4 separate regions of the Homo sapiens genome follow, and regions 1, 2 and 3 are each linked to region 4. Evidence: chromatin loops called from intact Hi-C (ENCODE). Cell type or tissue: sigmoid colon. All regions are shown on one strand. Region 1 has its middle 230 kb from the start of ZPLD1. Region 2 overlaps NXPE3 (neurexophilin and PC-esterase domain family member 3). Region 3 has its middle 140 kb from the start of RDUR. Region 4 has its middle 190 kb from the start of RDUR.

Region 1 (5,000 bases), 77 kb after region 4:
TGTACTTTTTAACCTTTTGTTGTTTCCATTTGCATCTTATTGTAGCATTGTACTATGTCTTGAAAAGTTGTTTTAGTTACTATTTTTCCTTGGTTCATTGTTTAGTCCTTCTATTTAAGATGAAGGGTTTACTCACCAATTACAATTTTGTAATATTCTGTTTTTCTGTGTGCATACTATTACCAGTGAGATTTGTATCTCCAAATAATTTCTTATTGCTTATTAACACCTTTTTCCTTCTGATTGCATTTCTTGCAAGACAGGTCTGAGTGATGTAATCTCTCAGCTTTTTTTTGTGCGTAGGAAATTCTTTATTTCTCCTTCATCTTTGAAGGATATTTTTGCCAGATACACTATTTTAGGGTAAGAGTATCTTCCTTCAACATCTTAAATATATCATGCCACTCTCTCCTGGCCTGTAAGGTTTCCACTGAAAAGTCTGCTGCCAGATGTGCTGGAGCTCTATTGTATGTTATTTGTATCTTTTCTCTTGCTGCTTTTAGGATCCCTTCTTTATCCTTGATCTTTGGGAGTTTATTAAATGCCTTGAGGTAGTCTTCTTTGGGTTAAATCTGCTTGGTGCTTAATAACTTTCCTTTGATTGATATCTTTCTCTATGTTTGAGAAGCTCTCTGTTATTATCCCTTTGGATAAACTTTCTACCCTTATCTCTTTCTCTACCTCCTCTTAATAACTCTTAGATTTGTCCCTTTGAGGCTATTTTCTAGACCCTGTAGGCATGCTTTATTTTTTTTTAATTCTTTTTTCTTTTGTCTACTCTGTGTATTTTCAAATAGCCTGCCTTCAGGCTCACTAATTCTTTTTTCTGTTTGATCAATTCTGCCATTGAAACACTCTGATGCATTCTTCAGTATGTCAATTGCATTTTTCAACTCCAAAATTTCTGCTTGATTCTTTTTAATTATTTCAATCTCTTTGTTAAATTTATTTGATAGAATTCTAAATTTCTTCTCTGTATGATCTTGAATTTCCTCAGAACTTATTTTGAGTTCTTTGCCTGAAGGGTAACATATTTTTGTTTCTCCAGGGTTGGTGCCTGGTGACTTATTTAGCTCATTTGGTGAGGCCATGTTTTCCTGGATGGTCTTGTTGCTTGTGGATATTCATCTGTGACTAGGCATTGAAAAATTATGTATGTATTACAGTCTTTGCAGTCTGGACTTGTTTGTAATCATCCTCCTTGGGAAGGCTTTGCAGGTATTTGAAAGGACTTGGGTGTTGTGGTTTCAGCCATATATGCATTGGGGGCCTGTGCCCACTAACACTGTGATTTTTGCAGACTCATAGATGTGCTGCCTTGATAGTCTTGGATAAGATCTGGAAGAGATCTCTGGATTACCAGGCAGAGACTGTTTTTCTCTTTTACTTTCTCCCAAACGAACAGAGTCTCTCTCTCTCTCTGTTCTGAGCTGCTTTGAGTGGGTGGTGGTGAGGTGATACAAGCATCCCTGTGACCTCCACCACTGGGATTGCAGTGGATCAGACCTGAAGCCAGCACAGCACTGGGTCTCACCCAAGGCCCACTGTAACCACTACCTGGCTACTGCCTATGTTCGCTCAATGTCCTAGGGCTCTATAATCAGCAGGTGATGAAGCCATCCAGCCTTGTGTACTTTCCTTCAGGGCAGAGAGTTCCCCTATGCCCCTTGTCAGGTCCAGAGGTGCCATCTGGGAGCCAGGGACTGGAGTTAAAAACCATGGAAGTCTACTTGGTGTTCTAGTGTACTGTAGCAGAGCTGGTACTCAAACCACAAGATGCAGTCCTTCCCACTCCTCCTTCCTCTTTCTACAAACAGAGAATCCTCACCCCATGGCCACTGCCGCCACAGACCCATGAGGAGTATTGCCAGGCTACTGCTGATGTTCCCTTGAGGCCCAAAGGCTCTTTAGTCAGCTTGTGCTGAATGCTGCTTTCCCTGGGACTCACCCTTCAAGGGATTGGCCTTCTCTGTGGCCCAGAGCAGGTCCAGAAATGCCATCCAAGAGCCACAGCCTAGAATTGTGGACCCCAAGAGCCCATTTGGTGCTCTACCCCCTGTGGCCAAGCTGGCACTTAAGGTATGAGACAAAGTAACCTTTACTTTTCTGTCTGCTTTTCTCAAGCAGGAGTCTCTTCCTGTAACCACCACAACTGGGAATGTGCGGAGTCTCACCTAAAGCCAGCGAGTCTCAGAGTCTTACCCAAGGCCCATCAGGTACTATCTGGGTATTACTTCTGGTTATTCAGGGCCCAGGGGCTCTTCAGTTAGCAGGTGATGGATTGTGCTGGGACTTGGTCTTTTTGTTTAATGCTGCTGGTTCCTTTATGGCCCTGGGTATGTCTAGAAATGCCATCTGAGAACTAGGGTCTGGAAAGGAGGCCTCATGACTCTGACTGGTTCTTTATCCTGTTGTGACTGAGCTGGTATCCAAGGTGCAAGACAAAGTTCTCTTTACTCTCTCCCCTCTCCTGAAGTGAAAGGAAGGGGTGTTTTTTGGAGCCATGAACTGTGCAGCCTGGGGTTGGGGAAGGAGTCACACAAGCACTACTTTAGCCAGCCCAGCTGATGTCTCACTAGGTCATGTGCTCGCCAAATTCACTGGCTCTGAGCCCAGTTTAGCACTAGAACTTGCCTAGGAGTTGTAGTACTTGTGTCCTAGACTGCCTTTCAAGTTTATTTAGAGCCCCAGAGTACTTTAGCCCGAAGTAGTGAGGCTTGCCAGAAGTCAAGTTCTAATTGCTGGGATGGGTAATTCCCTTCTGGCTAGGGCTGGTTTAAATGTTCCTTCCATGAGTGGGCATCAGCTGAGTTCAGCCTGGTTTTGCTTTCTGCTGTGACAGGGCACGATTGAGTTCAATGCAAAGTCTCACGATTGTTGTGCTTAAACTCTTCCAAATGCACAGATTCTTTCTTCACACCATGCAGATGTTGCTAGCAGATGGGGGAGGGGTGGCATCTGTGACTCAGGAGTCTTTCCTACCCTCTTCAGTGTCTCTTTCAGGGATATGAAGTTAAAACTAGGTGCTGTGAGGGCTCACCTGATTTTTGGTTCTTATAAAGGTGATTTGTGTGTGTGTGTGTGTGTGTGTGTGTGTGTGTACATAGTTGTTAACTTGGTGTCCTTACAGGACATAGGATCATTGGAGCTTTCCACCCCTCTCCCACAAGTGCAATTTTGTTACATGCATATATCGCACTGTGGTGAAGTCTTGGCTTTTAGTGTATTTCAGACATGTTTAAGTTTGCTTCATTCCCAGAAGGAGGTGGATAGGCTTTCCTGGGCAATTAGGGATGTCGGGGTGGGTGGGGAGCATCTGCTTAACTCCCAGTTTCCAGGCAGCTTGCTTCAAAATGTTTCCAGACAAATGCATTTCAAAAAGCAATAAATTCTCAGAATAAATTCAGTTCTGAGCATTCCATGGCTGGTTTTTAGCCCACAATTTCTTTTCCATCTTGCCAAAACAATTTCTGAGGAAAAACTGCGCAATTCAGAGTGATGGCTCAGTGACAGGAGACATTTTTGCCCATGTGAAGGATCTTCAGATCCTGATTCTAAGCCAGAAGGGCATAGATTTTTTTTCTTAGATTGGCCAGGATGTTTTTGCGGATTTTTCTTTCATTCCCTGTAAACTTCATCCCCAAATTCTGATACCCTATTGCTGATTTCTTCAGTTTACCAGCAAAAGTTGTATTTGACATTGCCTGCTCTATGTTTATACCATATCTTTAGTCATCTGTTTGACTTTGTTGTCTTAATTCTTTAACCTTATATTTTATTACTTATTTCTTATTTTTTAGAGGTATTGCTCTGTTGCTCAGGCTGGAGTGCAGTGGCATGATCATAGCTCACTGCAGCCTGAACCTTTGGGCTCATGCAATCCTCCTGTCTCAGCCTACTGAGTAACTATAACTAAAGGCGTGCATCACCACACCTAGCTAATGTTTGAATTTTTTTGTAGAGATGGGATCTCACTGTATTTCCCAGGCTTGTCTCAAACTCCTGGCCTCAAGCAATTCTCCTGCCTCAACCTCCCAAAGTGCTGGGATTGCAGACATGAACCACTGTGTCCTGTCCTTAACTTTAAGTTGAAGAAGAAAAATATGCAAATAATTTTTAACTATAATCTTATTTATATTTTACTTTATTTAATAGCATCCCAGAAGAACAGACTGATCTGGTCTTATCATCCATGAGCTTTCTTCATTGTGGATCTCCTCATTCTTCACTCTGTTTCCCCCACTCTTTCTCTTCTCACCTGTCCTACCTCCTTGGCTCTTTCTTGTTTAGACATCCTTTCTCTATTTTTAATATTCTCTCTTGATTTAATCTGCTATGTCTCCTGAGCTTGTTAGGCTCATAGTGTCGGGGAACCTGCCCCGATATTCAGGTAGGTTCTTTCCTATTTTCCCTAAGTGTTGGCCGGCTTGAGAAATAAAGGGACAGAGTACAAAAGAGATTTATTTTAAAGCTGGGCATCAGGGGGAGACATCACATGTCGGTAGGTTCCACGATGCCCCACAAGCTGCAAAAACCAGCAAGTTTTTATTAGGGATTTTCAAAAGGAGAGGGAGTGGGTGAATAGGTGTGGTCACAGACATCAAGTACTTTACAAGGTAATAGAATATCACAAGGCAAGTGGAGGCAGGGCAAGATCACAGGAACACAGGACTGGGGTGAAATTAAAATTGCTAATGAAGTTTCGGGCACCATTGTCATTGATAACATCTTATCAGGAGACAGAGTTTTGAGAGCAACCGGTCTGACCAAAATTATTAGGTGGGAATTTCCTCTTCCTAGTAAGCCTGGGAGCACTATGGGAGACTGGGGTCTATTTCACCCCTACAGCCTCAACCATAAAAGACGGCCACGCCCAGGGGGGGCTGTTTAGAGACCCACCCCCAGGCACGTATTCTCTTTCCCAGGGATGTTACTTGCTGAGAAAAAGAATTCAGCGATATTTCTCCCATTTGCTTTTGAAAGAAGAGAAATATGGCTCT
Region 2 (5,000 bases), 300 kb before region 4:
GCCATTGCACTCTAGCCTGGGCAACGAGAGTGAAACTCTGTCTCAATAAATAAATAAATAAATAAAAAATAAAAAAGTGTGAACTTAAATATATTTATATGTGTGTACATATATTTTCTTTTTTAATATTCTGGTTAAATGAGAGGCCATCGGGCCTCTTTTTAAGAGTCTAATGATGTGTATATCTAATGCCCATTCCAGCTGGATTGTAACACTGCTTGGGGAAGATAACTTAAAAAAAAGTAGTACCGAGATTACAGCAGCTAGTGTCCTAAATGGAAAAGAAGTGAAACTAAATGTCATAGGAGAAATCCTTTCAGTTTTGTGCAGTGGTTCATTTGCTGTTAAATCTACCCCATTACCATTCCCCTTACTCCTTGAAAATAAAGTGATCTTCATGTTACAGGACCATTGCTTTATTTATGTCACAGATTTCTTGTCCTTTAATTAGTCAGTGAAGGCACATGATTGCGATACTACTTTTTGATTGCCGTATTGTAAAAGCTATATGGTAAAAGGTAACTCCCTCCACCCGCCCACTGCACCCTCACGTTTAGGGGCCACACAGAAAAAGCGAAATAAGATGAGGTGAATCTAATGAGAAGGCAACTCTAATGCCCATCAGGAGATTCACTAGGACATTTTAAAAGGACGTCTTTAAGGAAAAAGTTTTGTTTGTAGATGTTGCCTCTGATTCCTCCCTGCGGCTCCAGTCCAGGTCTTGGAGCCGGCCCTCGAGGGGAATGTCCGGGACTCGGGTCGGTACCTTTTTGGTCTGGGAATTTCCAGTGTGCAGAAAAAAAATCCACAAATCTAGGCCTCGCTGCCCCCTCCCTGCCTCCTCTGGCCCTCCTCAGTGCCCACGCAACCCGGTTCGAAAGAGAGGATGACCGTATTCTGCATTTTAGAAAACAGGCTCTTAGCTTCCCCCGCCCCCGTCCTCACTAGAGTGGAGAACTGAAAGCGAACGCTATAAAGGGCGCCAGTGAGAGGGGCTGGCCTCCTCTTGCCACGAGGTCAGACGGCGAGTTCTTAGAGAAAAAGGCTGCTTAGCTGCTGCTTATCATGTAACCTCAAAAGGAAACTGATCGTCTTTCTCATGCTGTCACGTACTTGGGTTATTATCGCTGATTACAGCTGGAAACAATTGATTTGCTCTTACGTATTTGTGTGACTTGACTCTTCAAACACAAAGGTATATTTTTATTATCTGATATTTTATTAAAATATCTTAAATGGTAAGATTTTTTTTTTCTTTTTCTTTCCTATTCCCATAGTCAGATTCTTAACTTTGGAGTCACTCTCCTATGTTTGAGTAGCCATACTTGCTTTGGGGCAAAATATTGGGGGATAGTTTTTTGGAGAAAGAAAATCTGGGATGTTTTTGTAGTTTAGTAATAGCAAGAATCATGTCTGTTTGCTTTAAAGGCCCAGGAAGGACTGAGATACTAATGGAGGAGATCGATAGAATGGGTGATGAAGTATCATAAATCTAATGTAACACTATCTTCTGTCAGTGACCTAGAACTATGATATCCCGAGGCAGAAGTCTCCCAGGAGATTTGATGTGTGGGTTTAGAGGAGTACTTTCCCACCAACCGTAGGCATGAAACTATATGGGAAAATATATCAGAGTAAATTGAAATACTTTATAGCATGCCCTCATTCATTCTTACAGCTGTAAAATTAAAATGTATGAATGGCCATTTTATGAATGAGGAAAACCTGAAATTTGATGATTTGGCTGGACCCCCAGATTCATGATAATCTGTATATGTTAAGGGGTTTTGTTTGAATAAAAGCACATTTCTAAATAGAATGGATTAGAGATTCTCTTCATTGGGATTAGTGAATTCGCTGCAGTGGCTGAAGGTGCTGTCCCAAAGAGGATGACAGTTACGTAAATTTTAAGCATTTGGTAATATATATTTCCTCTATTTAAATCTGACATCTAAAGAAATATCTGGCTGGGTGGAATATTTTTTTGCTTCTGTTAGACAGTAGGTTGTTTAGACAATAAAAGGAGAGAAAAGTTTATCCTAGTCTCATTCACCACCCCGCATAATCCCTGATGGAGCAGGGCATCAGCCACACAGATCATCTAAACAGGCAGATAACCCTGCCTGTTTATTTATTTGGCCTCAGAATACGGTGTATGGTCCACCACCCCTCTCCACCGTCTTTCTAACATCATCCTGCTGAGGCCAAAGACACAGTTGGGCAGGGTACAGGCGTGGAGCACTGCGGTGGCAGAGTCAGTCTGAGAGGAGTTAGCACATGACATCAGTGCACAGTGCAGATGACGGAAACATTTGGCAGCATCCTCTCCAGTGTGGAGGTGATGACCGAGGTCAGCATAATCCAGCTGTTCAGATACAGACTTTTCCTCACTGAGGAAGAGGAGGCAAACCCTTCTCTTTCTTGTCCTGTAACAGACAAGACAAGAAAGCTCTCAGAGAGCAAAACAAACCCTTTCAGAAGCTACAGAGCCATGGAAAGCATTACTGAGGGGAAAGATTTTCTAATTGTTCTGAGACCAATAATGAATTGCTCCTGAAAACACCATTTTCTTTTGGCTCATAGCTGACACTGATCTGGAGGCCTCTTGATTTTTTTCTCCCAGGTTAACAGGAAGATCTCGAGGGCCCTGGCTGAACTTCACCTTTTGGCTTTCTTGGCCTGATGCTGAACTCTCGAGGGTGAGAAGGGCTGATATTTCTAAACAAGTAGCATCCAGGTGTTACCTAGCTTCTGGCTGATGTCAAAAAGGGCAGTGGGATTTTTCTAAGATTTTTCTCTTAAATTAGACATTTTTTTGAAGTTGCTACAAAATTACTATGAATTTTATTTATAGGCATTTTACTGTGATTTCATGAGAACTAAGATTTTTTGTGTGTGTGTGTGTGTGTGTGGTTTAGTAGTATTTTTTTAAACCAATTTGTTGAATTTCTGCTATTTTCCATAGCAAGAGGACATATGAATACATCTAAGAGGGGAATTCAGCTCTCTGCTTACTGACAGTTTCAGGGTTATGTAATCTTTAACAGGCTTGGAGAGCATCATGCCCCCTCTCAGTTTTGGTGAAGAGGCTCCTTAAAACTAGCATATGTGGTTTCTGATTAAAGCACTTTCTGTTCCTTTAATTTGGGATTGTCTGTGAAGTAAAATACCTTCCTTTCAACCGTAGGGAATGAAAATATTTACTGCCGCTGATGGAGTTAGTGGATTGGGAATTAACACTTATTAAACACTTGTTTTGGGAGCTTACCAGCAAGATCTCATTTAGCCCTACAGCATTTTTTAGGTAGCTGTAATTAGCTTTATTTTATTTATTTATTTTTGTAACTTCAACTTTTATTTTAGATTCAGGGGGTGCATGTATAGGTTTGTTACCTGGGTGTATTGCGTGATGTTGAGGTTTGGGGTACAACTGATCCCATCACCCAGGTACTGATCATAGTTATTTTTCAGCCCTTGCTTTCCTCCCTCTCTCCCCCATCTAGCAGTCCTCAGTGTCTTTGTTGCCATCTTTATGTCCTTGAGTATCCAATGTTTAGCTCCCACTTAAAAATGAGAACATGTGGTATTTGGTTTTCTGTTCCTGTGTTAATTCACTTGGGATAATGGCCTCCAGCTGCATCCATGTTGCTGCAAAGGACATGATTCTATTCTTTTTTATGGCTGTGTAGATTTCCACAGTGTATACGTACCACATTTCCTTTATCTAGTCCACTGTTGATGGGCATCTAGGTTGATTCCATGTCTTTGCTATTGTAAGTAAGTGCTGCAGTGAACATACAGGTGCATGTGTCTTTTTGATAGAATGGGAAATATAACCACGACAAATGGTGAATTCTGTCATGGTTATATTAAACAATAATCACAATGCTACATTCTCTATACATGATACCAAATATCTGAATTAAACTTATCAAAATACTGTTAATTACCTAGATGTTATATCTATAAAATGCCAACCTCCAGATATTTGGAGACATTAAAAATGATTTTTTCACTGTTTGTTCAGATATTTAGCAACATGCAGGCACTTTTAATATTGGTAGAAGACTTTTGGATATGTTTTAGCATTGAGTAGTTTATGTGCATCCCCATTCCTCTGATTGTTTCAGTCAAGTTTGCTAGACAGCCTAGTACTGTGAATCTGTAGAGGGTCTAATACTGTAAATCATGCGTTCTTAGAGAGGGTGATATTATCTCCAAGAGGGCAAAAATAGGTTCTTCAGGGAAAAATCTTAGCTATTACAATAGTTTGTGGCCCCCAAAGGGCCATAGTACATAATAGATATACAGTATATCTGTGATATTAAACTTTCATCAGGGGATGATTAGGAAAAAGATGTCTAAAAAGACCCTGTAGTGGGGTCTAATACTGAAAGAAAGGTTGAGACATGTCATTGTAAATGCTCTGGATGTACTTATTCAACTGAGGTCAAAAGATTTTTCTGTGGTTTGTTGTCTTTTTGTGTCTTGCTTTGTGTCTACATCCTCATTTTTCATGGATTTTAAAAGTACTGGTTTCCAGAGGGGGAACAACGTTTTTAGTTTCTTTTCTTTTCTCTTTTCTCCTCCTCCTCCTTTTTCTCCTTCTCCTTCTTCTCCTCCTTCTCCTCTTTTTCTTTTTCCTCTCTCTCTCCTTTCTTTTTTTTTGATACAGAATCTCCCTCTGTCGCCCATGGTTGGAGTGCAGTAGCCCCTTCTTGGCTCACTGCAAACTCCGCCTTCCGAGTTTAAGTGATTCTCATGCCTCAACCTCCTGAGTAGCTGGGACTACAGGCACATGCCACCACGCCCAACTAATTTTTGTATTTTTAGTAGAGTGGAGTTTCACCATGTTTGCCAGGCTAGTCTTGAACTCCTGACCTCAAGTGATCCATCTGCCTCAGCCTCCCAAAGTTTTGCTTTTTTTTTGAGACAGAGTTTTGCTCTCCCACCCAAGCTGGAGTGCAGTGGCATGGTGGCATGATCATAGCTCACTGTGT
Region 3 (5,000 bases), 48 kb before region 4:
GATGATAAAAATACTAATTGTAATGCAGAACAAGCTCTTTCCTCCATCTCCCCTTGTTGCCACTGCATGAGAGTAGCAGAGAGTAGTGCCTAAGTGGCAGTGATACATACATGATGGCTTGAATGGGGTGGCACAAAAAGCTTGTAGTATGATGCTGCCTGCCGTGTGGTGTTCCTGCCTAGTCAAGTCTTCCCCCTCCTACTTTCATTCTGGGCTGTGAGTTTTATACTAGTTTAAGCTAGCTCCTCATCTTTTGAAGCTCGTCATCTTTTTGAACCATGTGAGAAAGCCATCCCACACCATTGCTGTTGAACCTTTCTTCATGTGGAATTTGTTGAGACTTGAGGGCGCCCATCATACGGGGGACCATTATAAGCAAATCTCCCATGATTTTTCACCCTTGCGCTCCACGGTTACAGCCCACTTCTCATCACTCGTCATAATGTGATCCTCTCCCTTGATCCAACAAAATAAGCCAGTTTACAGCCTGAGCTTCCTACAATGAAGTTCACTGTCTAGTCTTACCTATTTTCACAGAACTTCTAATCAGCTTTTCAGGGTCTTAAATAAGTCACTCTATATGAATGAACAGCCAAAGCTGTCTAGATATTTGAGAAAACACTTTAATATGAAATGAACTCAGAGGAAGCAAAGACAATGTAGGAAAAAAAAACAAACTAAGATTCTCAGAGAGAGAAGATAATGAATCCATGGACATGAACAGGATACTATAAAAATGAAAAGAGAATAAAAAAGACCATCAAATATAAAAATGATGACAGTAGAAATTAAACATTAAACCAAAACATTGATACAGTTGTTGAGTAAATGTTACAGACTGACTTGTGTCCCCCCTCAAATTCATATATTGAAGTCTTTTTTTTTTTTTTTTTTTGAGGCGGAGTCTTGCTCTGTCACCAGGCTGGAGTGCAATGGTGCGATCTTGGCTCACTGCAAGCTCTGCCTGCCGGGTTCACGCCATTCTCCTGCCTCAGCCTCCCGAGTAGCTGGGACTACAGACGCCCGCCACCATGCCCAGCTAATTTTTTTTATTTTTGGTAGAGGCGGGGTTTCACCCTGTTAGCCAGGATGGTCTCGATCTCCTGACCTCGTGATCCACCTGCCTGGGCCTCCCAAAGTGCTGGAATTACAGGCGTGAGCCACCACACCTGGCCATATTGAAGTCTTAATCTCCAGTATTGGGAATGTGACTGTATTTGGGGATAGGGCTTTAAAGAGGTACTTAAGGTAAAATATGGCTCTTAAGGTAAGTCCTACTGGAATGTAACTGATATCCATTTAGGAAGAGGCGATTAATACTTATAGAGAGACATCAAGTATGTCCCTCACAGAAGGATGATCATGAAGAGGCAGCAAGAGGGCAGCTATCTGCAAGTGGAGAAAGGAGAACTTAGAGAAACCAGCTCTCCTGGCACCATGCTGTTGGACTTCTAGACTCCAGGACTCCCAGAATATACATTTCTCTTTTTAAAAATAGCCATTCTGTGGTATTTTGTTATGATACTCCTAGCACACCTATACAGTACATTTCCAAGACATCAAAATAACCACAAAAAAACAACAAGACAAACAAACCAAAATCAGAAGATGGAAAGTGAAGGACAAAAGAAGAAAGCAGGCAAACGGTCTAAGTGGATCAAGATCTTATAGAAACAGGCAAATAAAATAAAGAAAATTATAAAATATATAAGAAAATTTTATTAAATGTTTTGCCAAGTGCCTATTATAACAACAGAAAATAAAAAATGTATATCAAATCCTATTGTGAAATTTCCGAGCACTGGAAATGAAAAGCAGATCTTACAATTTTCCAGAAGGAATGACAAATAAAAAGAAGGAACAAAACATTGGTCATACCTACAAAGAATCAGAAACCAAAACGGTGTTTAATTTCTCAAGAAGGGGAAGTGTAAGTAATTGTAAGTGAGTAATTGTAAACTCATTTTATTAGTTGAATTTGTTTCTATGGCTATGTCTTAGGAAACTTCACACAACTTTTCTACTAATGTAAGAATGACTTGTTTTCTGTTTAATCCAAAATATTAAACATCATGGCACTTAGTATAGTACATTCTGCATCTGTGCTCAATAAAAGTTAAAGGGAAATGAGAGGATGGACTAAATATGATATTTGGCAGCAAAGTTTGCTGCCAGCAAAGATTTTTACCATCGTACTGGTCAGATGGCATTGTGATAACAAGATTCTGTTTTAAGCCACTGATCTAAAAGGGACTTTTTCAGAAGACAATGAATAGGAAAGTGAATCAAGTTGGAATCTAGCCATACAGGAAAAGGATGAAGGAATAAAGGATGCCTGGTGGGAGTGTAAATTAGTTCAACCATTGTGGAAGACAGTGTGGCAATTCCTCCAGGACCTAAAGACAGGAATATCATTTGACCCAGCAATCCAATTCCTGGATATATACCCAAAGGAATACAAATTATTATATTATAAAGACACATGCACACATATGTTCATTGCAGCACTATTCACAATAGCAAGACATGGAATCAACTTAAATGCCCATCAGTGATAGACTGGATAAAGAAAATGTGGTACATACACCATAGAATACTAGGCAGCCTTAAAAATAATGAGATCATGTCCTTTGCAGGGACATGAATGGAGTTGGAGGCAAATTAACACAGGAAAAGAAAATCAAATATTGCATATTCTCAGAAGTGGGAGCTAAATGATGAGAACACATGGACACATAGAGGGGAACAACCACTCGCTGGGGCCTATTGGAAGGTGGAGGGTGGGAGGAGGGAGAGGATGAGGAAAAATACCTGAGTGATGAAAGAATCTGTACAACAAATATGTCATAGTGTATATGTATTTATTCAATTTAATCTCATTACCATTGGTCCATTGTTCTGTACAATTGGTATATTTAAAAAACTCATTCATTAGGATTGTTGTTGTTTTTAGGTCTTATTATTTGCCTGATATTTTGCCAGACAAGGGTGAGCAAAACGTTGTTTTCATGACACTTTTAGTTGAGTAGAGATCTTTATTTGTTGTAGCAGAAATTCATTCCTGCACTGCAGGGTAAGTTTTACTAAATGATGCTTAAGATAACCTGTTCAGCAAACGTTATTGAGTGTTGCTGGGGTAAATCATTTTCTGAATTTATAAAGACACAGCCTCTGTTCTCCAGGAACAGCTCAGATATTCTGTGATACTGTGGTGCTTTGCCTACTTGGCAGGCTGATCATAGAACCAAACTAATTTGTTATCCATGATACACACAGGAGTTTGCTCTCCACTGATGAAACCCAAGAAAGCTGAACTCTGTTGGTTGGTTTATTCTTCCATTAATCAAAATAAAAGGATGATGAGGAAGTATCTCTGTCTATTCTAGAGAATTCTGACCCTTCAAAACTGAATATTTCCTTTATTATTATTTCTGAAACACGAGGGGTATCCAAAGGATCAAGATTAGACTAAGGCATAGGGAGACCAGACAGTCACCTGTGTGATGTCTACTCAACATATATTTCCCACATTACCTGCTCCTGGTAGTAGAAATTCTATTATTTATGATTCATTCTTTATGATTAGCCTTGCCCATGTCTGGTAATCTCCTTTAGAATTCAGTTATTTCCATCAAATCTGTCAGCTTGAATTGGTTTAATAAGGCAAGTTTCTTCTCTAAGGTTTAGAATCAAGCTACATTAGATGATTGAGAAATGTCTTGGGCAGAAACCTTAAAAGAGGGAGTTGAGGAAAAGTGAGCTGGAAACTCCCAACATCAATCTATTTTACATTTTGCCTACCACCTGCCCCATCTCGGAGGTTTTGGACTTTGAACTCCCTGCCCTGGGAGGTATCTGAGCTTGACAACTGGAGATGGCTGCTAAGTAAAGTTTTTTTGATAGTCCAGAAAAAGAAAATGAATTTGACATTTTGAATATCAAGAAACATTTAAGCATAAAAAGGTCTAAAAGTTAGTTAGCATTCGGGTCAACTTAAAAACATACACATATACAAAAACCTGAGGAAACGAACAGTGTACTGTAATTGAGTTATGGTAGACAATCTATACAGTTTAGATACAAATATTTACCTTTCTTCATTTTTTCCGGTTAATGTGGATAAAATAAAAGCCATGATCCCATATCATTGAGATAATCATTTTCCCATTAATTTGGTATTTTATGCAGAAGATAGGAATAACATGTCTGGTTTATTTCAGAAATAATAATTTTATAAACCTGTCAGGGTTTTAAAATGCAGCTGAACTCACCAGACTCCACAGGAATGTAATGAGTACTGCATAATTTTTTGTAGGTTTTACTAAAGATTTTGCAGGCTCTAGGAAGGGTTGCGTCACACATGGCAATCCATCATTTTATTTGCACTCTTTCCCCTTCTCTCTTTTCCATATCTTCTTCCGGATTCTCCCTTGAGTTTCCAATACTTTTTTCTCAGTTACACGGAGCAACTTCTCTCTTTCTACAAAGTTTTATCACCACCCAATGCCAAGGTCCATGAGGCTTAGCTCCCATGTGGGCTTATCAAAACATTTTTTTCAACAAAAGCAACTCTTCTCATAAGCAGAATTCTAGCTGCTACAGAATAATTACTTTATCGTTGCTATGACAAAACTTTAGCATTAGAAGGAAATACTAAATGGTTTCATATTTCATTCATGACCCTCTCCAGAAACCAGAAAAAAACTCTGAAATTTCAGATTTTTTAAGCTTTTAGTTTGTAAATTTATTATGTGTATTTTAAAGCTTATCTTTTAGTCTAAGTTTTTATTCAAGCCCACTACAAGGAACTGAGCAACATGGTCAGTTTGAACACTTGTATGCCGGTGGCATTGAACAATGAGTTTCATCAGGAAAAAGCCATAGATTAACTCATGAAGGAACCAATATATTCTTTTTTATGATGGTAAAAAACATATAACACGATAACTACCCTCATAAATTTTTACATGTGCAAATAGTACACTATTGTTAACTAGCAC
Region 4 (5,000 bases):
AAACTGGCACAAGACAGGGATGCCCTCTCTCACCACTCCTATTCAACAAAGTGTTGGAAGTTCTGGCCAGGGCAATTAGGTAGGAGAAGGAAATAAAGGGTATTCAATTAGGAAAAGAGGAAGTCAAATTCTCCCTGTTTGTAGATGACATGATTGTATATCTAGAAAACCCCATTGTCTCAGTCCAAAATCTCCTTAAGCTGATAAGCAACTTCAGCAAAGTCTCAGGATACAAAATCAATGTACAAAAATCACAAACATTCTTATACACCAATAACAGACAAACAGAGAGCCAAATCATGAGTGAACTCCCATGCACAATCGCTTCAAAGAGAACAAAATACCTAGGAATCCAACTTACAAGGGATGTGAAGGACCTCTTCAAGGAGAACTACAAACCACTGCTCAATGAAATAAAAGAGGATACAAACAAATGGAAGAACATTCCATGCTCATGGGTAGGAAGAATCAATATCGTGAAAATGGCCATACTTCCCAAGGTAATTTATAGATTCAATGCCATCCCCATCAAGCTACCAATGACTTTCTTCACAGAATTGGAAAAAACTACTTTAAAGTTCATATGGAACAAAAAAAGAGCCTGCACCGCCAAGTCAATCCTAAGCCAAAAGAACAAAGCTGGAGGCATCACGCTACCTGACTTCAAACTCTACTACAAGGCTACAATAACCAAAACAGCATGGTACTGTTACCAAAACAGAGATATAGATCAATGGAACAGAACAGAGCCCTCAGAAATAACACCGCATATCTACAACTATCTGATCTTTGACAAACCTGAGAAAAACAAGCAATGGAGAAAGGATTCCCTATTTGATAAATGGTGCTGGGAAAACTGGCTAGCCATATGTAGAAAGCTGAAACTGGATCCCTTTCTTACATCTTATACAAAAATTAATTCAAGATGGATTAAAGACTTAAACGTTAGACCTAAAACCATAAAAACCCTAGAAGAAAACCTAGGCATTACCATTCAGGACATAGGCATAGGAAAGGACTTCATGTCTAAAACACCAAAAGCAATGGCAACAAAAGCCAAAATTGACAAATGGGATCTAATTAAACTAAACTTTTGCACAGCAAAAGAAACTACCATCAGAGTGAACAGGTAACCTACAAAATGGGAGAAAATTTTCGCAGCCTACTCATCTGACAAAGGGCTAATATCCAGAATCTACAATGAACTCAAACAAATTTACAAGAAAAAAACAAACAACCCCATCAAAAAGTGGGCAAAGGACAAGAACAGACACTTCTCAAAAGAAGACATTTATGCAGCCAAAAAACACATGAAAAAAATGCTAACCATCACTGGCCATCAGAGAAATGTAAATCAAAACCACAATGAGATACCATCTCACACCAGTTAGAATGGCAATCATTAAAAAGTCAGGAAACAACAGGTGCTGGAGAGGATGTGGAGAAATAGGAACACTTTTACATTGTTGGTGGGACTGTAAACTAGTTCAACCATTGTGGAAGTCAGTGTGGCGATTCCTCAGGGATCTAGAACTAGAAATACCATTTGACCCAGCCATCCCATTACTGAGTGTATACCCAAAGGACTATAAATCATGCTGCTATAAAGACACATGCACATGTATGTTTATTGCAGCAATATTCACAATAGCAAAGACTTGGAACCAACCCAAATGTCCAACAATGATAGACTGGATTAAGAAAATGTGGCACCTATACACCATGGAATACTATGCAGCCATAAAAAATGATGAGTTCATGTCCTTTGTAGGGACATGGATGAAATTAGAAATCATCATTCTCAGTAAACTATCGCAAGGACAAAAAACCAAACACCGCATACTCTCACTCATAGATGGGAATTGAACAATGAGAACATATGGATACAGGAAGGGGAACATCACACTCTGGGGACTGTTGTGGGGTGGGGGGAGTGGGGAGGGATAGCATTCGGAGATATACCTAGTGCTAAATGACGAGTTAATGGGTGCAGCATACCAGCATGGCACATGTATACATATGTAACTAACCTGCACATTGTGCACATGTACCCTAAAACTTAAAGTATAATAATAATAAAAAAATAAAATAAAATAAAATCAGGTACATGTTATAGCAGACACAAATATTAGTAATTAATCAAATTTTGATTTATTTTCTATTATAACAAGAAGTCTAGAGGTAAGTCTTTGCTGGCATTAGTTCAGCAGCTTGATGCTCTTTGGGCCAAGGTCTTTATGATTCTCTTGCCTTTATGTTTGCAAGATGATGGCTACAGCTACATTTCTAGCCCTTCTACCTGTATCTCAGACAGGATAAAGGAAAAAGGAGAAAAAAAAGGTGTGTGCTAGCTGAGTCTTTTAAGAATTTTTCCAGAAGCCCTACTCAATGACTTCTGCTCATATTTTCTGAACCGGAACTCTATGTCATGTGGCTACTGCTATATGTAAGGAAACCTGGGTAACATAAGTTTTATCTGTAAACATTACTGTGCCCTCTGAAATGTGGACTCTGTTAATAAAATAAAAAGAAAAGAAGGATATTGGTTTGGAAGCTAGCAGTATATACCACAACTACATCCCAAGAGCTAAAAATAAAAAGTGAATTGACAGATCCTTCCTCAGTGGGTAGATTCTATTTTGCTTCATACAGCAAAATAGAAGCTTGGGAACTTCCTGTTCCAAAGAGATGTTTAAAGAGCATGCCTCAAAAGGTAACCTTACTTAAGGAGACTGGGGAAGACAACATATTTTAGACACTGGAGTTTACCCAGAGCACAGTTACTATTTTAATTCGTTTGCAACCTGAGGAAATTTTTAGCAGTTGGCAGCTGTGCTGCTTCAAGACTGCGTTTTGGCTCTCCTGTTGATTACTGCTCCTGGTTTCCTGCTGTTGGAGCACACTGTTTTCTTTCACTCAGAGACATCTTGTTCTTTTCTGAGTCACTACACCATTACTCATCTTGAGTTGGTTCCTTGTTGGGTTTCATAAGGTTATCCAGAGAGATGCAGGGACATGAAAAACACTGAACTTGGGAAGATCAAGTGTAGGGTGTTAAGAGATATGAGCTGTTTGTGCTTTTTTCCAGGGTCACACTGAGCAAGTCAGGACTTTTAAATTTGTAAATCAATGAGTAGCCCCTCCACTTTCTGCTATAAGATGAAAAGGAAATTCACCTGTTCCTTGAGAAAACTAGGGCTCTAGATAACTGTGGTTGTAATTTATACCAAGAGTAACATGGAGGGTGGAATTGAAGCCAGGTGCACTCAGGTGGGCATTATAGTAATCCAAGTGAAAGATTATGAGAGAAAATAGGAGATTCATTGGTGGGAGCTCAACCATGGCGGCAAGCAGCATATTGATTCTTCAGAGAGCTAAAAACAGAACTACCATTTCACCCAGCAATCCCATTTCTGGGTATATACCCAGAGGAATATAAATTATTCTACCGTAAAGACACATGCATGCAAATGTTCACTGCAGCACTATTCACAATAGCAGAGACATGGAATCAATCTAAATGTCCATCAGTGACAGACTGGATAAATAAAATGTGGTACATGTACACCATGAAATACTATTCAGCCATAAAAAAAGAATGAGATCATGTCTGTTGCAGGAACATGGATGGAGCTGGAGTCTATCGTCCTTAGCAAACCAATGCAGGAACAGAAAACCAAATGTTCTCACTTATAAGTGGGAGCTGAATGATAAGAACTCAGGGACACAAAGAAGAGAACAATAGGCGTTGAGGTCTCCTTGAGGGTAAAGGGTGGGAGGAGGGAGAGGAGCAGAAAAAAAATGACTATTGTGTCATAAAATAATCTGTACAACAAACCCGTGTGACGTAAGTTTACCTATATAACAAACCTGCACATGTACCTCTAAAACTAAAAAGTTAAAAGAAAAATAAATCAATGAGCCCAGTAGAAGTCCCTCAAGTCTTATTGTTGGTGGTAAAAAGTTCTTTTGTTGTCGATGAAGAAATTATTTCTTTCACATATTTTCTTAGGTATCACCTGTCAGTAGGTACACATAGGTACCCATATTAGTAAACGAAACAAAGCAAAACAAACAATAACAAATATCGAACACTTGTTGAGCATTTCTTATATGCCAGGAACTCTTTCAAGCTCTTTACTTATTTAATCCTCACAACAGCTCTAAATTAGGTCTCGTGATTATCCCTATTTTGCAGATGAGAAAACAGATCCGGAGATGTTAGTAAATCATTTGCACAAGGTCACATAACCAGTTAGTGTGGAACCTGAATTTGAATCCAGGTTTAATTATCAAGTTCACATGATCAACAACAACATGATATTGTCTCATTACAGTGTGAACAACACCAGTTACACTGACTCTGGCCTCTCCTGTTTTCACAGAACCTCAATTTCTTGTAATGTGCCCCTGAAGAATTTTTGCCAACAGAGATGGTCTCACATGCCATCACAAACCACTTAACTATTGTGGGGCACCACTGCTCGATCCTTCTATGTCCTTAGGCACTGATGGATCCTGGAAACCTTGTAAAGCCCTGCTGTGGGGTGGGTTGTAGCAAAAAGGAGGACTCCATTTTTCTGCTGTGCTACACTCTGGGAGCAAGACCTCAAAGCTGTACTAAGGTCTTGCTGAGTTTTAAGCCTCCTTTTCAGATTTTTACTTACAGCCTTTCTCTTCTCTCTAGGACCCAATTATGAGTACAACTGGAGATATATCAGAGTAACAGCCCCCATTTTGGGCTCATACTTCCCTGTCCATCTCCCACTAAAACTTAATCTTTTGTTATTAGCCAAACTCAGTATGCATGGCTCCTTCTCAGACCTGAGTTTTCTCCTTAGAGGCTGCTCAGGCACACAAGAAATGGGCTTCTATGCAACCTATTCTTCAGTTTCCTAAACAATAAGGCATGTCTGAATCCCACAGCAGGCCCATTCCAGAACTCCCAGTACCATCCCATGAGACACCACCAGTTCCACAAATCATAGCCTTCCCTCTAT

What was found. Peaks named below come from ENCODE experiments on the same cell type or tissue, not always from the same donor. Only the 100,000 strongest peaks of a DNase experiment are listed, where the experiment ranks them.
Region 1: it touches region 4 in a loop (5-fold over the local background); 3 of 110 quality-filtered maps call a loop at or near these places.
Region 2: a loop joins it to region 4, with 2.5 times the contacts of the local background. A loop is called at or near these places in 4 of 110 quality-filtered maps.
Region 3: a loop joins it to region 4, with 2.4 times the contacts of the local background. A loop is called at or near these places in 3 of 110 quality-filtered maps.

What each region holds. Positions count from the first base shown.
Region 1 is chr3:102,204,021-102,209,020 of GRCh38, forward strand. No RefSeq gene overlaps it. Among named protein-coding and RNA genes, the nearest start is that of ZPLD1, 230 kb to the right of the region's middle. In sigmoid colon, no CTCF peak of the experiment used is centred here; DNase peaks (open chromatin) are centred at 2,601 and 2,931.
Region 2 is chr3:101,826,990-101,831,989 of GRCh38, forward strand. NXPE3 (neurexophilin and PC-esterase domain family member 3) reads left to right here. Exons shown (of 8, transcript NM_145037.4): 8 at 1-1,242. It also overlaps a transcript of NFKBIZ not described here. Among named protein-coding and RNA genes, the nearest start is that of NFKBIZ, 20 kb to the right of the region's middle. RefSeq lists enhancers at 676-725, 876-1,055, 2,498-2,557. In sigmoid colon, no CTCF peak of the experiment used is centred here; DNase peaks (open chromatin) are centred at 952 and 2,282; H3K4me3 peaks cover 3,820 bases; H3K27ac peaks cover 2,338 bases.
Region 3 is chr3:102,079,855-102,084,854 of GRCh38, forward strand. No RefSeq gene overlaps it. Among named protein-coding and RNA genes, the nearest start is that of RDUR, 140 kb to the left of the region's middle. In sigmoid colon, no CTCF peak of the experiment used is centred here; no DNase peak of the experiment used is centred here; H3K27ac peaks cover 848 bases.
Region 4 is chr3:102,127,508-102,132,507 of GRCh38, forward strand. No RefSeq gene overlaps it. Among named protein-coding and RNA genes, the nearest start is that of RDUR, 190 kb to the left of the region's middle. In sigmoid colon, no CTCF peak of the experiment used is centred here; DNase peaks (open chromatin) are centred at 2,844 and 4,995; H3K27ac peaks cover 616 bases.